2 separate regions of the Homo sapiens genome follow, and region 2 is linked to region 1. The links are chromatin loops, found by intact Hi-C in ENCODE. Cell type or tissue: OCI-LY7. All regions are shown on one strand.

What was found. A loop is a pair of places that touch in the nucleus more often than their neighbours do. Peaks named below come from ENCODE experiments on the same cell type or tissue, not always from the same donor. Only the 100,000 strongest peaks of a DNase experiment are listed, where the experiment ranks them.
Region 2: a loop joins it to region 1, with 11 times the contacts of the local background. A loop is called at or near these places in 8 of 110 quality-filtered maps.

The regions. Positions count from the first base shown.
Region 1 is chr17:15,256,204-15,258,703 of GRCh38, forward strand. All of the region lies in intron 3 of PMP22 (peripheral myelin protein 22), which reads right to left. Among named protein-coding and RNA genes, the nearest start is that of MIR4731, 5.8 kb to the left of the region's middle. In OCI-LY7, CTCF peaks have their summits at 1,307 (motif pointing right) and 1,519; a DNase peak (open chromatin) is centred at 1,328.
Region 2 is chr17:15,525,463-15,527,962 of GRCh38, forward strand. The region is part of intron 4 of TVP23C-CDRT4 (TVP23C-CDRT4 readthrough); the gene reads right to left. It also overlaps a transcript of TVP23C not described here. Among named protein-coding and RNA genes, the nearest start is that of TVP23C, 37 kb to the right of the region's middle. In OCI-LY7, CTCF peaks have their summits at 1,248 (motif pointing left) and 1,447; a DNase peak (open chromatin) is centred at 1,239.

The DNA of each region.
Region 1 (2,500 bases):
TTCAAACTACACAACCTAGATGTTAGACTGCCTCATGGCACGATGCCAGGAGGCCCCATTCATGTAGAAAACAACATGAGTGGCAACCCCCAGAGAGAGGTGAAGTGTCATGGTCATGCACCAGAAAAATGAGTCCTTTCAGAAAAAAATACCAAGTCACATGGCGCAGTGGCTCACACCTCTAATCCCAGCACTTTGGGAGGTGAGGTGGGTGGATCTCCTGAGGTCAGGAGTTCGAGACCAGCCTGCCCAACATGATGAAACCCCTCTCTACTAAAAATACAAAAATTAGCCAGGCGTGGTGTTGGGCGCCTATAATCCCAGCTACTCGGGAGGCTGAGGCAGGAAAATCGCTTGAACCCAGGAGGTGGAGGTTGTAGTCAGCCGAGATTGCACCACTATTTATTTTTTCACACTTGCAACATATTCTTCACAAATCGATGTCAATAACAAATTACTTTTGATTACTTAACAAGTATTTTTTTTCAAATATACTTTCTAAGAGCAAATACAGACAAGTTAAATGGTTCGCAATGAGCATAGTTCATTTGTAAAGACAGTATAATGTTTTAAAAAGTACACATTTTTTTCAGCTTATTGTCTGCAGCCACAATTGTTAAACTCAATCAAAGAGGCCCTGGAGGATTCGCCACTTAAGGCTGAAGTCGTAGCAAGTGCTGCCACGTTGGGGAAGATAGCGGCAGAGATAACCACTACTGGGGAAGTGTAAATGGAAATTTCAAATTTAGATTAAGCCTGAGTGGCGTGAAAACAAACCCAGCATGTTCAGGTGCAGTGTCCAGATGTTTTCAAAATGCCCTGATTGTGAGAGCTGAGAAGGGAGATGTGGAAAACAGACACTCTGGGGTCCTCACGGAAAGCAACGAGGCAGATTTGAAACCCACACTAAGGAGGCATTGTAAATGAACTCAAGAACATGAGCTTGGCACAGAAGGAACAAGTTGAGAGATAAGAAGTTTCCTGATTAAAATAACCCTAGTGCCTCTTTGAGATCTGCTTCTAGCACCAACTGACAGCTATTTCCAACGGCAGAAGACACCAAATGTCAATCTGTAACATGCTACAGGTCAATATTGCTTTCTTTCCTGCAGATGGTTTAAGCACAACTTAGCAACTCCTCTGCCGCCTCGTTTCTGCTGAAACTTCGCCGGGTTTTAACACGCCTGCCAAAACTGCCCCCTTCCGGGCCCAAGAGTCCAGGATTCTGTGCCAAGCCGCGTGGCCAGATGCCACTTGGGGATGGCGCCTGTGAGCACCAAAGCCTGCCCTTTTCGGGCTGAGTCACTACTTGTAACCACCAGGTGTCAGTAGCGAGTACGGAGACTCCCATCCGGAGTGCTCCGGGAACTTCAGCCAGACCCTAAAGGGGGAGAAACCGGATGCTGTGGCTTTGGGGACAAGCAGTGCTACGGTCACATTCTCAGGCACTCATGAGTATTTCATTTACTCAGTTGCCAACTCACCATGCAAACCCACCACGTAATTTCTGGGATGGCTTTAATTCAATGCCTTTCACACACTCAGAGACAAGATTAAGCACTGTTCTCACTCCAATAGGACTGGGACCTTTTCTCTGCTCCCTCCCCAACCCAGAAGGTAAAAACATAAAGCAGGGTTTTCTACTCCTTGCGTATCTTCTCCATGTAAATTACCAAATTATTATTTTAGCAGTTTCTATTTGTACTGTGGTTCAAGGAATTTGGTTTATAATGCTTCAGCTGGGGACATGCTTGGGTATTACTGGGTACTGAGCTGTAAGAGGGAAAGTCCAGCAAAGCAACTGGATTATGCAAAGCCAGGACCAAAGGCCACTTCACTGCCTGTTTTACTGAACTGGATCTAAACTGGTTTCTCTCGTCTGGTGTAGCATCTTGAACATATATACTGGATCTATGAGTAGCTCCAGCAACATTTAAAGCTGTATTTCCGTGGCCTTTTAAACCCAGGATGTTAGGAAAGCTCTGCTGTATCTCTAGGTCCTTCCAGCCTGAGGACACATCTTCTGGAACAAAAGATCATGTGGATCCAGGTCCACGGGCTCTTAACATCAATCGCTATGGCCTACCCAGCCACCAAAACAGCTCATCCTGTTTACCTCCACCTGTCTGCATCCAAACACACAGGGCTCCTGGCTGGGTGTTCCTTTCCCTCTGGGTGCCTTGGGTACCTAGTTGGTGCTTCTGCTGCCAATTATCCCTTAATTTGACCCTCATGAAGCCTGGCTTCCATATCTCACAAGCAAAGATGCTGAGGACAGAGGAGAAATACGATCTTCTGGATTAAGGACCCCAAGGCTTAGCTTAGGGTTTTGCAAATAGCTTCAAGTCCCCATCTTGCAACAAGGAAACATTCAAAGGTTTTGATGCTAGGTGGCATCACTGAGGCCCAAGACCTGGAAAGGCAGCCAGTCTTGTGTCCATGTAACTGACGGTGCAGTGAGCTAGCCCCACTGTCACTGCAGCAGAAAGGGGCAGGACAT
Region 2 (2,500 bases), 270 kb after region 1:
TTACTGTGTGGGAATGTCTCAGCCAGTCAGTTAAAGGCCTTATGAACAAAACTAAGATTTTCCTGAGGAAGTAGAAAGTTGACCTCAAGATTGCAACATCAGCTCCTGCTTGAGAGTTCCAGCCTGCTGGCCTGCCCTACAGAATTTGGATTTGTCAGTTCCCACAACTGTGTAAGCCAACTCCTTGAAATAAATCTCTCTCCGTGTGTGTGTGTGTGCATGTGTGTGTGCATGCACGCGTGTGCATGCGCCCACGTTCATCTCTGGCACGAGACCCACATACAAAGGTGGTGTCCTAAGGTGTATGATTGGGGAAACTGCATGTGGTGCTTAGCACTGTAAGCCTAAGGCAGACTGTCCAGATAGGAACCTTGGATCCATCATGTACTAGATGCACCATGACCTTGGGTCAACTCCTACATTCTCTAACCCTCAGTTTCCTCATCTGTAAAATGGTGGTAGTATCTCCCTCACACGGTCATTGCAAAGAGTCAAAGAGATTAAGTATCTCATGATATTTAAGAAGTTAAATGCCCATGACCAACACAGCAAGTAAGTATGAAGCCAGGATTTAAACTCATGTTTGTCTGCACTGCGTATGCCCTTTACCCGCTGCCATATCACCTTGGTCTTTGGGAATTACACTTCAGTTATCAGCTCTTTAACAGACACAGTTGCTGTAGACCACTCCTACATTGTTACAGCTTCAACTCTGCTCTACAGAGATGCCTCTTAAATGTATACCTTTGGCCTAATCCTGAGGTTGAGTTCCAGGTTTCCACTGCACTTTGCTAATTTGATATGCTCCATTGGCTTCAAATCTGACATATCTTAAATTCAAGCTCATCATCGAAGCCTCACCATTGACAAGTCCTGGCTTCACCTCTCTCTAGTTATATGACCCCAGGAAAGCTACTGATCCCCCAATCCTCAGTTTCCTCACTTGTTAAATGGCAGGGTTTGCCGAGATCAGGAAGCCAGACACATAGCACTCATAGTTCTTCTTATGTCTGACTGTGTCTACAGTACCTGTCTTGCTTGATCTCTGGTACATTGTGGGTATTATATTGTACTTATTTATTCAGCATCTATTCATTCCCTGGCACTGATTTTGACTAATTTCACAATAAGATGCATGGATTTAGTCCTAACTCACCACTTGTAGGAAAACCATCATTTCTTACTAAACCAAGTAAATTGGCTGCTCCAGTATGCGTTGGTTTCATTTACATCATATGTTAGTATATTGCCATCTAGAGGACCAAGTGCAAGCTACAAGCAAGAGAGAACTGGGGCTTGGGGAGAAAGGCAACATCCTAGAAGAAATGTTTAAAAAACATTAAGACTCATTCGTAGCTGTGTTGGATTTCAACAATTATGTGAAAAAAATAAATAACAGGATGTGTTTTAACTATAAATTAGAAATGAATGCTATAGTAAGTTACCGGCTCATAAACTTATGATCTCTGTTAAATAAAATTTATAGGAGGTCATTGGTTTGAAGTAAGTTCCTGCACTAGGCCCCAGTAGACCAAACCAAAATGGAGTTACTCACGGTAAAGTTCCAGGCCACCAAGCCAAAACTACATTGTTATCTGACCTTCCAAGAAATCAGGAGCGAGAGGGAGATAATAGCCACATCTCCGAACAGCCAGTTTTAGCCTGCCTGATAAGGAAGTCCCCCTACTTTAACCTTCACAAGGAAAGTAACTTTGAAAAAACCAATCCACTTTGTGTTCTTTGTTTCTGCATTCTTCAGCCTTTTTCTGCCTGTAAATACTCACTGCCCATGTTTCAGAGCAAAGCCCAATTCCCATGAATCATTCTTTGCTCTGTTACATTTATTTTGTTTAAAGTTTTACTTCTATCATCTTTAACTTGTTCTAAACAAAATAAAAAATAAAATGAAATCAGCATTCTTTCCTATAATTGACTGTTTTGCTGCATTTGGATTATCCATGCCATATACTAGATGAGAATCTAAATTAAAAGAGGAGCCACTTAACTAGGGGTTAGCTCTCCTGACTGCTGCAACTTTAGCTTAGCAATTCGGTTTTCCATCTGAGCAAGTTACCATTATCGAGTGCTTACTGTGGGCTTGGGACTATACTGAACATTTTACATGAGTTATCTCATTTAATCCTCACAAGCTCCTTCCACCTCAAGAGGGTAAGTATTTACTTGTGCTTATGACTCTCAGCCTGCTGCTTCATCTGTAAAAATGGGATAAGTGACTTTCTCAAAATCTAAAAAAGGATATTGAACTGGATCCACAACTCAGATCTGCCTGAATCAAATACAAGTTCTTAATGATTACAGTTTACTAAATACAACAGCTTCTGCATTCTAAGAATGTCACGAGGATGAAACAATTCGTGGAAAGCACTTTTTGGAGAAAAAACAATGCTCGAATGCTTACATAACAGAATGTTCACACAAAAAATAGGTGTAAAGTGATGTATATTCTATTGGGATAACCAATCGCTTTACAAAAGCATTC